2 separate regions of the Mus musculus genome follow, and region 1 is linked to region 2. Evidence: chromatin loops called from intact Hi-C (ENCODE). Cell type or tissue: heart. All regions are shown on one strand. Links, peaks and the distances in the headings refer to the core of each region. The heading gives the core; the rest is flanking DNA.

What was found. Peaks named below come from ENCODE experiments on the same cell type or tissue, not always from the same donor. Only the 100,000 strongest peaks of a DNase experiment are listed, where the experiment ranks them.
Region 1: it touches region 2 in a loop (8-fold over the local background); 12 of 42 quality-filtered maps call a loop at or near these places.

The regions. Positions count from the first base shown.
Region 1 is chr5:24,392,892-24,397,891 of GRCm38, forward strand. Abcb8 (ATP-binding cassette, sub-family B (MDR/TAP), member 8) reads left to right here and starts at 1,265. Exons shown (of 16, transcript NM_029020.3): 1 at 1,265-1,692. The coding sequence starts at 1,598. In heart, for the core only: CTCF peaks have their summits at 643 (motif pointing left), 1,920 (motif pointing right) and 3,564 (motif pointing right); DNase peaks (open chromatin) are centred at 650, 1,460 and 1,780; H3K4me3 peaks cover 1,258 bases; H3K27ac peaks cover 1,596 bases.
Region 2 is chr5:24,466,456-24,474,895 of GRCm38, forward strand. The region is part of intron 1 of Agap3 (ArfGAP with GTPase domain, ankyrin repeat and PH domain 3); the gene reads left to right. Among named protein-coding and RNA genes, the nearest start is that of Agap3, 18 kb to the left of the region's middle. In heart, for the core only: no CTCF peak of the experiment used is centred there; DNase peaks (open chromatin) are centred at 4,346 and 5,669; H3K4me3 peaks cover 104 bases; H3K27ac peaks cover 94 bases.

The DNA of each region.
Region 1 (5,000 bases), core at 1-5,000, 75 kb before region 2:
TGCCCTACTGAAGCCCATGCCTGAGATATTGACTTATGGAGCAGGTGTCAGGGCCTCCAGCGATCAAGCCAGTATCTCAGAGGCGGAGAGGAAAACTGTGCTTCCTAGAGCATTTCCTGGAGGAGCGTGGAGGACATCCATGGAACATCCCACAGGTTTATCCCAGACTGCCTGATTTTCTTATATAACAAGAGTTCATGACTCCCATACTTTTGTGTCTAGGTAAGGTGCAAAGCTATGCTTTGTGGCAAAATGGAATCCCAAGGAAGTGGGCGTGGGGGGGTACCCCGGTGGCAGGAAATTCCCATGATCTTTCTGAGACCTCTAGAGAGAGAGAGGTTAAGTGTGGCTTTAGCTGGTACCTCCCTCTGACATTACTCACATATAGTATATACTTGCTTAAGACTACCTCTACACACATCCTTATCTCCTCAGCCCCAAACTCAAGCAAATTCTGGCTCATTGCTCTGTCTAGTTTCACTCTGCTCATTCCAGAGCATGACTTTGCGACCCTCAGCTCAAGAAAAATTGAGTCCCGGAAGCACCACCAATAAATGACAATGATACTAGTAACATAACAATGTTCAAATGTCCAGATGGATTACCAGAGAGTAAATGTGAGCTAGAAACAGCACCCCCTGGTGGACAGTGGACAATAGCGTGCCTTTCTCGCGTGGAGGGGAACGGGTATGAGTCAGAGCCACTCCCACCAAGAAACCACAGCCCAGTGGAGGAGTTAAAACAAAAATAATAATTACACAGAAGGCATAGTGACTCAAGCCTCTAATCCCAACACTGGGAAGGAAGGATGGTGAGTTCAAGACAAGCCTGGGCTATAAAGAGAGTCTCAGGCTAGTCAGAGCTATGTAGCAGGTCTTGGGGGTACTTTGGGAGACAATTATAGCAAGAATAAGCTTAGCCCAACTGCTGCAAGAGCTATTCACTTTTGAGCTGGAACCTTAGGCCAGTGATTCAGACCCAAATGAAGAAGGAACCTAAAGGTTAGCTCTTAGGTTGCACTTTGATTAACTTCATGACCTACATACTAATAATTCACGATAACTGTGAGTAGCAGGATCACATAGGGAGATTAGAGACTCAAGTGGTGGCACGTTACGTGCATGTATGTTTTTGTTTGGTTTGGGTTGAGGGGTGTGTGTGTGTGTGTGTGTGTGTGTGTGTCTGTGTGTAGTTTTTTTTTTTAACTCTCAGGTCTGTTTTCACATATTCCTTCTCACGAAACCACCACTTCCTGTGATGCCAGGGAGCATAGAGATTGTCTGGAACAACTCTAGAGAAAGGGCTCAAGGTCAGAAGCGCCAGGACGTCCTCTAATGTGAGAATGAACGTCGCACAACCTCTGACCCGCACCTGACTTCAGGCCACTGAGCAAATAGCTAGAGCTGCTTCTGCTCGGTCCCGCCTACAGCCAACATTTTATCCAATCACAGCTTGCAGCAAGACTGATGTGTCTTTTCTCCAATCATCGCTGAGAATGGGAAGGGGTTGTCGGGATGGGGCCATAGCGAACATGGAACCCTCGGTAGGATAAGTGTGAGATTGCCGTTGCTGGCTGCCCCTATCTTATTGCCTCAACATGTTGGTGCACTTATTTCGGTTCGGAATCCGGGGTGGCCCAGTTCCAGGATGGTCGCTACAATCCCTGCGCTTCCAGACGTTCTCTGCCGCCAGGTAAAAACACAAGAGCAACTTGGAGTGTGGGCCATTGACCACCGTCCGACATCGCGCGGGGCCCGCCGGGATATGTAGTTCCGGGCTCGCGCGGGGCTTGCTGGGAGATGTAGGCTGTCTCGGAGGGTGTGGAATGTCACTGTCCAGGGAATTGGCCTCAATTATTCATGATGCTGTGTGGTGCCAGCAGGAGGCTCCGCAGGTCTGTATCCACTTGCGGTCAGGACTCAGCCACACCCAGTCACCACTGCCCACTAAGGGGCGCCACTCACAGCTCGCATTCGCTCTCTGGTAATCCACCTGGAGATCTGTAATTGGTGTCCATAGACATTTACTATTGATAGTGCTTCAGGATTAGCTGAAATAGTTCTAAATAATCAAAAGCGATACCTGAGCTGGCGAGATGATTTAGCAGTTAAAGGCACTTGCTACCAAGCCTGAAGACGTGGATTCTACTTGAAAACTCATGGTAGGAGGTATGCAGTTTCGGCAAATTATAATTATCCTCTTACTTCCACTATCCCAAACCCACTAAATAGATAAACACATACGTGCATTTAAAAAAAAATTTTAAAGTAGGTCCTAGCTAGAATCTACTGTGAATTCAAGGCCAGGCTGGTCTATAGAGAGCTCCAGGTCAGCCCAACTATACAGTGAAATCTCAACAGCATCCACGTTAAGCCCGAGAGTTGCTAGGAATTTGAAGCCAGCACGGACTACATAGTGAGTTCTGAGTGAACAAAACAAATAGGAATTTGATTCTTAGAGCTAGATGTATCGTCAGGAACCGAGCCTAGTACCCTTTACTCAAGAAGGTGAGTCTAAATCCAGTATACAGCCGAATGTATTCTATACATTCTAAGTTCAAGGCCCACCTGGAAAACTTTGTAAGATCCTGTGTCAAATATAAAGAGTAAAAGGGTCATTCATATGACTCAGTGGGTAAAGAAGTGCCACCAACGTGATCCCCTGAGTTTGTAATCCCTGGGACCCACGTGTGGAAGGAGAGAACCAGTTCTTGTAAACTGTCCTTTGATCTCAACTCACTGTGGAGTGCTCAGGCATGGGTGTGTTTCTCGCACCCCCCCCCACACACACACACAAATAAATAAATAAAATTACTATATTTTAAAAATAAAGAGTAGAAGGAGAGCTGGAGACATGGCTCAGTGGTAGGCTTTTTGTTTGTTTGTGTTTGTTTGTTTGACAAACATGAACCATAGATTCAATTCCTAGTACCCTGGGTGGGAAAAAAAACTGATCCATTCTTGGTAAAATTAAAAAAGCAAAAACAAAAACAGAAAAACGTACCCCACATTGATCCAGAGAGAATAATGAGTTGAAAGCATAGAAGAGACCAAAGTCTAATTTTTCTCTTTTTCTCCTAGTAATTTATTTTTTATGTACAGTGGTGTTTTGCCTGCACGTATGTCTGTGTGAGGATGTCAGATACCCTGGAACTGGAGTTACAGACAGTTGTGAACTGCCATGTGGATGCTGGGAATTGAACCCTGGTGCTCTGGAAGAGCAGGCAGTGCTCTTAACCACTGAGCCATCTCTCCAGCTCATTGTTTTTAGTTTTGTTTTTGTTTTTGTTTATTTTTTTAAGATTTATTTATTTAATATATGTGAGTACATTGTAGCTGTCTTCAGACACACCAGAAGAGGGCATCAGGTCTTATTACAGATAGTCGTGAGCCACCACGGGGTTGCTGGGAATTGAACTCAGGACTTCTAGAAAAGCAGTTAGAGCTCTTAGCTCTTAACTGCTGAACCATCTTCCCAGCCCTGTTTTTAGCTTTTTTTTTTTTTTTATAAAGATTTATTTATTATTATATGTAAGTACACTGTAGCTGTCCTCAGACACTCCAGAAGAGGGCGCCAGATCTTGTTACGGATGGTTATGAGCCACCATGTGGTTGCTGGAATTTGAACTCTGGACCTTCGGAAGAGCAGTCGGGTGCTCTTACCCACTGAGCCATCTCACCAGCCCTGTTTTTAGCTTTTTAAACAGAGTTTCACTATGTAGTTCTGGCTGGCCTGGAGCTCTCTATGTAGACCAGTCTAACCTTGAACTCACAGAGATCCACCTGCCTCTGCCTCCTGAGTGCTGTGATTATAGGAGTGCCCTCTACCCAGAACCTAGAATTTAACTGTAAATATTCTACAAGAAGCAACTGTTTCCCTGACAGGTCCAGGGGAAGGCTACCAAGGGTAGGTAACTATGAGGGGAAGGTTGCCAAAGGTAGGTAACTATGAGGCAAGCCCACCTGCCTGATGGAGGGAGGAGGGCAAGCATGGGAACTGGTGCTGGGAAGCCTTCCACCAGTTGTTGACAATCCCCATAGCTTCTTGGTTTGGAGGAGCTGAGAGAAGCTAGAAAGTAGCCATGATAAATTATTAATGTCTGAAAACAGTCTTTAGAAAGAGTGAGGGTGTTGGTAATATTTGGACCATAAAGAGACACAAGGTGAGACCAGATAAATGACTGTGTTCATTTCAGTTCATGAAACAAATTTAGCAGATCAGGGTCATTTTGAAAGGTCATCAGAAACTATCAGAATATCCATTTCAGAATTAAGGGACATATCTTATGAAACCTTTTAACTTTGGCATTCACACACGCACATGGTTCTGGGTTGTACTAAGTGCAGTGTACCGTCTCAGTGACAGTAAATCTGTATGTTTGCAAAAATTGCAGTGGTCAGCCTTACTGCATATCTAACAAGGGCATACACAGCTTAACAAACATCTGCTCAATAGATATCTCATATCCCAGAGTTTCCTAAGTTCTAGAGTATAAAATATGCCTCTGCCCCCTCAGTAAGACTACTGGAAAATTTGGGGGCTGGTGAGATGGCTCAGTGGGTAAGAGCACCCGACTGCTCTTCCGAAGGTCCAGAGTTCAAATCCCAGCAACCACATGGTGGCTCATAACCATCCGTAACAAGATCTGGCGCCCTCTTCTGGAGTGTCTGAAGACAGCTACAGTGTACTTACATATAATAATAAATAAATCTTTAAAAAAAAAAAAAAAGAAAATTTGGACAGTAGTACAGGAAGAAAAAAGAGTGAGTTTTATCTTAAACTGAGGCTAGATAGACATAAGGCATAGTGGGGGGCGGGGGCGGGGGAGGAACACTAGGCATCTGTTAATGATGTATATGTGGGTGAGTACATGAGTGCAGGTGTCAGAGGACACCAGAGGGGTTGGATCCCCTGAAGCTGTAGTCACAGGCTGTGTATTCACAGTTGTGAATTTCCTGACAAATATGCTGGAGTCAATCTCAGGTCGTCTACAAGAGCAG
Region 2 (8,440 bases), core at 1,355-6,354:
GCCTGGGAAGCTGGGGTGGACTGTACCAGTCCAGGAGGAGGAACCACAGGGGAAACAGGGCAGACAGAGTTAAGTCTAAACATGGGGACAGCAGTATCACAGCCTTTTCTTTCAGGATGCCCAAATTTGACAAGCAGTACAGTCTGTTTCTTTGACAAGCCAGGTACCCAGGTTGGAAGTGGGTCGTGTGGGTGTGAATACTCTCCTATTGCTGTAAGCAGGAGATGGGCACATGTGTGCAGTGTGATGGTAAGCTGGCCGTCAAAGAAACACTGTGCTTTCAGAATCCCAAGGGCACAGGGTTAGGGCAGGGGATCGGTGCTGGGGCCCTGCTGGCTCTGGGGTTGGGTGGCTGAGTAGATGTGGCCAGTGGCTGCAGCACTGCCCAGCTGCCTTGACAAGCACCGCCGGACAGTTTTCCTAGAGTAGTGATGTGATTGTGAGAATTGCTGCCGTGATGGGTTACAAACCGTATAAACGCGCCGCCGGCACCGTTTGTGTTTGTGCTGCAAATGTCACAAGATTGACAGCTCTCGCTGTGAGTGAGGAGGAGCTGCAGGATTCTGAGCTGGAGCTTCAGAATCAGCTCCTGCTACCTCAGGCAGAAAAGCAACAAGAGAGGGGCTTTGCTCTGGCACGTGTGGTAGCCCTGATACTGCCCACCACCACTTGTCATTCTAACTGTGAGTTTTAGATCATTTTCCCAAGGTATTTTGACTCCATTTTGTAGGTGGGGAAACTGGAGTATGGAGAAGTTTAAAAACAAACAAACAAAAAAGGACTTTAGGCTGCTTGGTCATCATGGCAGAGCATTTGAAACAGAGCTCATCTCCTGTCCTGTGTTAGTAAGCAGGTTGTAGAGGGTTACATCCACACCCTGGAAATAAAGTCAATACAGTCCTTACCCCATCCCTCAGCGGTCCTTCCTTGTGTCTGTAGCCCTGCTAGGTTCAGTGGATAGGCTGCTCCTCCCTTCCCCCAACAAACACTGTTCTTGTCTGGTGGGCGGCTGGTGGTAGTTTTCATATGTTCTAATCCATTACAAGCCAGTCAGTATAATTACATCTCTTATCACACAGTGTACGTGTACTGGATAAGCAGCTAACATGTTCCCTTCTTCAGAGAACTCCTGCAAGTTGTTAAGAAACAGGTTTGAAAAATGCAAGAGAAAAGCAGGCAAAGAATAGGATGAGAGAGACATGAACAATAAATTCATGGAGTCAGTCATCATGAAAAATTATTCTCCTCGAAATCAGAGAAACACACATCCAGGGAGATAAAGCTACTGTATGCCCTGTCCACAGAGCAGAACTAGAAAGTTCTGTGGGGTGTGTATGTATGTGTGTCTGTCTGTCTGCATGCACCTGTAGCAAGGGTTCACCCTACCTTTCTGGTGGATGACTGGGCGAGTTCCATCTGTGTAACTGGGAATGACCTTGAACTGGTCCTTCTACCTCTCAAATGCTAGGCTTTTAAGAATATGCTGTTATCATGGAGGGTTGATAGGATCCTAAGGGTGGGTTGAACCCAGATCTTTGTGCTTTGTGCACCTGGACAAATGCTCTGCATCACCGCAAACCCTCCACTTTTTGAGACAGGCAGGGTCTTTAATCATATAGCCATGGCTGGCTTGGAAGTTGTTACCCTGTCTCAAAACTTAGTAACGAAATGAAGAGATGATAAATGGATGGGGTTTAGAAACCCATTGAAGCTGGCAGTTCAGTGGTCGAGCCCTTGCCCAGGATGCATGAGGCCCGAGGTCAGAGGTCCTGATGCTGTGGCTTTGCTGTATGGTGACCCCAACCATAAAAATTATTTTCACTGTTACTTCGTAACTGTAATTTTGTTACTTTTATGACTCATAAAAGTGTTTTCTGATGGTCTCATAGGGCACCCATTTGACTCCCAAATGTTTGAGAACCACTGCTGTTCAGTACCCATTGTCAGACGCGGGGGGGGGGGGGGGGGCGGGGGGGGGGAAGAAACAGAAACACATCAGCTAAGGGAAGCAAAGTTTTAATCATGGAACTTCTGTCCTTTTTAAGACAGTCATGGCAGCCCTGCCTCAGCCTAGGACCCTCAGAGTTGGGATCACAAGTATGGGTCCACATCTGGCTGCTGTGTGTTCAATTCTGAAGGAAGAGACCTTTTTAAAAAAGAAAGAAATAGGTGAGGGATGCTGCTGCAAAATCACTTTCTGGATTGTGGATCAGACGGACTTGGGATAAAGAGGAACCAGCAGGTTGGTCCTGGTCCTCTCCAACGAGACATGCATGTCTGTGGGAGTGTGTGTGTGTGCGTGTGCGTGTGCGTGTGCGTGTGTGTGTGTGTGTGTGTGTACTTGGAAGCCTAAGGTTTGGAGTTCTGGGCCTCTTCTGGGCTCTAGTACCTACAGGCTGTGCAACCTTAGACAGTTCACTGCCTCTCAGAGTAGCATAGTTGTCACCTCCAAAAGTCTAGGCTGTAGCCTCTAAGTTGAAATCCTGCCAGGTTGCAGGGGCCTGGGAATCTCCCAGAAACCACCCCAGCTCAGAGGTTTTTTTCTATAGGGCTCTTTTGTACTTTCCTTGGGCAACGAATCATAACAAATTACCATGAGCCAGATAGCAATTTATCATATTTCAGAAATGAAGAAGTCTGACGAGATCGAGGTGCCGCCAGGGCCACACTGCTTCTGAAGGTACTAGGAACACATTTGCCACAGGCTTCTCCTTGGCTAATAGATGGCCATCTTCTTGTGTCTTTGTTTTTAAAGACAGGGTCTTATGTGGCCCAGGCTGGCCTCAACTCATGATACAGCTGAGAATGGTCTTGACCCTCTGAGTACTGGGATGACAGGTGTGCCTTAAGTGGCTAGTTTATGCTGTGCTTGGGATCAACTCCACATGCTAAACAAACTAGGGCTGAGCTGCACCTTCAGCTCCACTGTGAAGATTTAGATTAGCAGTCCTCTGCATGGTTAGGCCAAATGTCAGATCAGGAGCCCACCCACTGCAGTCTTAAGTACAAACACAACACTGCTGTCTCCACATGTTATGTCTGAGGCCTACATCTAGGGCCTCAAATCTCCAGGGCCCCCAGCTTGGAGGGTAGAGAGGACCAGCCTAGGTTTGGCTGTCCTGGCACATGTGAACTGCAGCCCTTGGCCTGAGTGTCTACCTAGCCTATTGGGCGTGTGGCACTGGTTTTAATCCCTCTTGTTTATACCACCCTTTCTTACTTAGTGGGGCTGCACCAGTTACAGATCACCTGCAGCCCACCAGGGTCAAAGACCCTGTCATTGCTCTGTTTACAGCTTGAGCTGGGAAAGGGGGTTTTCTCTATTTTATACACCATATCTGAGGCTCAACAAGATTCCGATGTGGTCACACAGCTAGTGGGTGCCTATAATTAGCTGCTTTTTGTGTTTCTGTGACCAAAAAGCAACTTCAGGAAGGAAAGGTTTCTCTTGGTTTGCCTTTGACTGTGCTGACCATTGTAGTGGGGAAAGCAGGCAGCGGGAATGTGGGGCAGCTGGTTACATTGCATCTGAAGTCAGGAAGCAGGAGTGGTGACTTCTGGCGCGCCACTCTTAATTTAGTCCAGGATCCAGTCTGTGGAATGCCACCACCCACATTTAGGGCATGTCTTTCCACCTGAGTTATCTCCACCTAGAGTCTTCCTCACAAATGTGCTCAGAAGCAAGTTGATCCATCGCACACGCAGTGCTGGAGGTGAGGTTGAGCCCAGGTTGTGATTGTCTGCTTTGGGTTTGTGTGGATTATGGCGTTGTGTCTTACACTATCAGCCGACTGTCCAACCAGGAGCTGTCTCCTTAAGGAAGAGCCCTGGTACACAATTCACGTGTTGCCAGAACTCTAGTGAGGTTACTCCAGTGGGAAGTAGGATGCGTGAGGAAGGCATCTCACAGTGGAGTAAGGTGATATTGACAGAGGTCACTGAAGGGAGGGACAGTTCCATTGAGTTCCAAGTGACCAAAAGGACAAGGGATGGATAGATACTGTATAGTTAAGGGGGGGGGATAGGTGAGATCAAGCAAGGTTGGGCACAGAGACATGGTTAGATACAGTGTCATGGACTGCAGGGCTCTGTTGGCAGTGACAAGAAGATCATTTTTTTACCAGGTTACAGACACCTTCATGGACATGAATACCGATGTCAGTGTGGTAGCAGATGGGATAAGACCATTAGGAAGTTGATGTGGTAGCATACGTGGTTATTGGACAGAGGATCCCTTTTTGAAGAGAGGTAATAGATGGTCGGGATCCGAATGGAGGTGGTGGGAACCTGTGGCCAGCCCAAGGCCCTAGTGCTAGCATGCCGGGCCAGGAAGATGCTCTGCTGCCACCTTGTGGCCAAAGAGAGCTGTGGAACATACAGGCCATACCTGAAGATCTAATGCCTCATCCTTGGGAAGCCAGGTGCATGTAAACTTTGGTCTCCAGGCAAAAACTGGTCCTTTGTAGAATGGCAGCTGCCATTTGTTGTGGATTATGTGTCAGTCATTGTGATTATCAGTGCATCAGTAGCAAGCACTGGAGACCAACTGGAAGCCTGTGGGAGTTGTCCTTCTCCTCTGCTAAGGTGTATCTCATCCCTGTTCACGAGGTCCTTTCTGCCTAGAGACTTCTCTGTTCCTGTGCCTCTGCAGGGGGCTGAGGCCCAGAATGGCCAATGAATCAGTTGTTCATCCTGACCTAGAATGGATACTCAGGACTTGAGAGATTCATCACTAATCCTTCAGAAACTTCCAAAGAGCCATACACACAGCCCCCGTGAGACAGTTGCAGCCTGGCACTTGAGAATCAGCTGCCCAAAGAGGGGCTGGTTCTGTGGGTTCTGGTTTTCCTGAACAGGTCTGAGGGGGATGGTTCTGTGGGGCCCTGGTCCTGAACAGGTCCAGCACAGCTTTCAATGCCAGCCTTACTGCTCTTTGTAGGTGATGGCTGTTGGAGGAACAGAGCGTGGTTGTCAAGAGCGTTCAGGGCGGGTGTATGACTGTATTACACGACTAGCACCCGTCCCACACAGCTGTTCTCACACTGCTAAAGCCACCCATTGGGCACCTTGTCCTCAGACACTGGCTTCTTAGCTACTGTCCTGTTCTTGGATTTTCATTGGGAGTGCATGGGGCTGTGATGGGCAGTCCTAGTCTTTTGTGGAAGAATAGATACCTCCCATGTGTGGGATAGACAGGATAGGTAGATGAAGGCAGGGAACTGTTTTAGGGTTTCTGTTGCTGTAATAAACATCATGACATTAACAACCTGGAAAGGAGACGTCTTACTTTGCTTACACTTCCACATCACAATCAATCATTGAAGGACGTCAGGGCAGAAACTGAAGCAGGGCATTTGGTACTTACTGGTCTGCTCCGTGTGGCTTTCTCAGCCCACTTTTTTTTTTTTTTTTAAATTCTCTCATACATTCTTACCTTAGTTTCTACATGCTCCACACCTTCCAGTCCCTCCCCTCTTTTCCCCTCTCATCCAGATCCACTCAAAAACCAGAGTAGACCTCCCAGGGCTATCAACCGAACAACAGCATAACAAGTTACAACAAGACCAGGCACAAACCCTCACATCAAGGCTGGATGAGGCAACCCAGTAGGAGCAAAGGGGGCTCAAGAGTAGGCAAGTGCAGCCAGAGACAGCCGCCCCCGCTCCCACCTCCCACACTGGGAGTCCCACAACCATAGCATGCCGAGGACCTAGCTCAGGCATGTGCAGGCTCTGTGAGCCCCTGTGAGCCCTGCTCAGTTGATTCTGTGGGCGTGTTCTTGTGACAGTCTGGACCCCAGTGTCAGCCCACTCTTACAGTTCTCAGGACTGTCTGCCCAGGGGTGAATCAAGACAACCTCCCCCCCACCCCCGGGCCCCCTGACCTGGCAGTTTTGTGTTTATTTATGTGTTTATTTATTTTTAAAAAGATTTATTTATTTATTATATGTAAGTACACTGTAGCTGTCCTCAGGTACTCCAGAAGAGGACATCAGATTTCGTTATGGATGGTTGTGAGCCACCATGTGGTTGCTGGGATTTGAACTCTGTACCTTCGGAAGAGTAGTTGGCGTTCTTATCCACTGAGCCATCTCACCAGCCCCTGTGTTTATTTTTTAAGTTTACTTTTATGTGCATTGTGCTTTGCCTGTGTGTGTGTGAGGGTGTCAGGTCTTGGAGTTACAGACCATTGTAAGCTACTGCATGGATAGTGGGAGTAGAACCCTAGTTCTCTGGAGGAACATTTAGTGCGTTTAACTGCTGAGCCACCTCTCTAGCTCCAGCTTGGCAGTGTTAAGGTGTAGCTCAAGAAAGCTGGCTAACTTACGTTAGAAATTGTAAGTCAGGAGTGATGGGCTTTTGTCTGTCCCTGGGCCTTCCTGAGGTCCTGGGAAAGGCTCCTCTGTGGAACTGCCTATTACCCCTGTTACAAGGAACAGGGAGGCAGCTACCCTCTCCACTCTTAATTACTAGTCCCACGAGAGAGAGCAGAGAGAGAGAGCAGAAGGCCAGAGAGATCCAGCCCAGGGCTTGAAAGTTTCCGGCTCTCTTTTCTCAGAGCACCTTGATTGGAGAGGCCCTGCCTTCCCAGGCATTCCCCCAGCCCCAGCCCCAGCCCCAGCCCCACCCCCACCCCCAGCCCCCGCCCCCTCAGGAATTTGCTGCTTTTTCTGTCTGCCTGTTCTCACTGAGACCAGGAGGTTCTCAAGCTGAAAGGGCCATGGGGATGGGCTGGGCTGGGCTGGGTGGAGGCGACCTGGGAGGATGATCAGTCTCTCCAGGGACACTCAAGCACTACCCTAAACTGCTCTCTCCCAGTCTGCTCCTGGTGCCAGTACATGTCTTATGTGGGTGATGAAGCTGCTGTCTGGCCAGGAGTGATGAAGGCAGTGCAGGATCAGTCACAGACAGAGCTTTACCACAGCCTGGGCTGAATCTGAGTTATCAGGGCAGTGTGTGCAGCCCACACTCTGATGCCACTTAAGACGCTGGCTTTATAAGATTAGGGGTGGTGGAGTTTGCAGTGTCAGCTCTGGCAGGTAAGTGCCCAGCTCCTCTCAATGCTACACTGAGTGGCCCTAGCTAGGCGGCAGGGGCTTGGTGTTCCTCCCGGCACTCAGGTTTACCTTTTGCTCTTTTTTTTTTTTTTTTTTTTCTGCCCTTTGGCCCAGTCCAAGCAAAGTCGTGTCTTCTGAGTTTTATAATCTCCAAAGAAACAGGCTTCCTCAGTCATCAACATCACCTGCTGTAGCATCAAGCACCTCTCAGCCTTAAGAACATCAGAGTGGAACTCTGAAATAGGGTCACTTCGCTAAATTCTCCAGTTTACAGACAGAAGTCTGAAGCTCAGAGAAAGCATAAGATTTGCTTGTCTCCTGGCTCAGAATTGGGTCTTCTAACGAATCTGGACGGCCCTGGAATCCTGGGTCTTGGTCTTCCCTCTTTGGAGAAAGAGAAAATGGTTCACTTTTCTGCAAAAAACGGTCTCTTGTGGGGTGTGCTTGAGGACTGTTATTTATTTGGCCTGCTCTTAATGACAACTCCTCACCTACCTGCCCAGTCTTAGGAGGAGCCCTGGCTGGAATTTCCTGTTTTCTGAGGGCTCCTAGGGGCTGCCCTGCACCGCCGTTCCTGGGTGTTCCAGGCCAGACTTGCCGCCTCTCCTGGTTAGGCTGGCTCCAGGCCCTTCCAGGTCTGGGCTTGCAGGCTCAAGTGGAGGAGTCGAGGGACTCCATCGGCCCGCACCAGGTGCCCAGAGGCCGAGGTCCGTGCGCCCCGGCCGCGGCCCCGGCCTGGGCCCAGCCCCGCGTCCCTCGCCATGGGCCTGGCCTTCGCCTGTGGGCCCTGAGCATGGAGCGGGGCTGGTCGCCGGGGGAAAGCTGCAGCGGGGAGCGGCCCGCCGTCTGCCGCCGCGCCCTCAGCGTCTGCGACTCGCTGGACCTGCACAGCACCTCGGCCGACCGGACCGCCGCCGCCCTGCAGGCCGCCTTGTGCGCCGCACGCGAACAGCCTTCGCGGCCACGGAGCGTGTGCTCCGGGACTCCGGGGTCGGCGCCCTCCGGCGCGCGCGGCCTGCTGCTTGGCCTCTTGCGCCCGCGCCACGGCCGTCGGGGCCCTGCGCCCTCAGAACGGCCCGGCTCGCCACCGCCCAGCCCTGAGCTCAGCCCCGCGCCTATCCGGCGCAGCCGCGGACCTGGAGAGAGGGCATCCAGGCCGCGGCCCACCAGCATGACGTTCCTGGAGGTGAACCGTCTAGAGCTGGCGGCGACGGAGGCACCGGGCGCAGGGCTTGGCCGCACGGGGAGTTCGGGCTTCCTGCGGGGAGCGTCCCTATGGAGTAGCCAGCGCTGGCAGGTGTTCCGTGGTGGTGGCAGCCGCGGCACGGAGAGTCCCCGGCGCGGGCTGTCGGCGCTCAGGAAGAGTTTTAGCTTCCGTCTGCG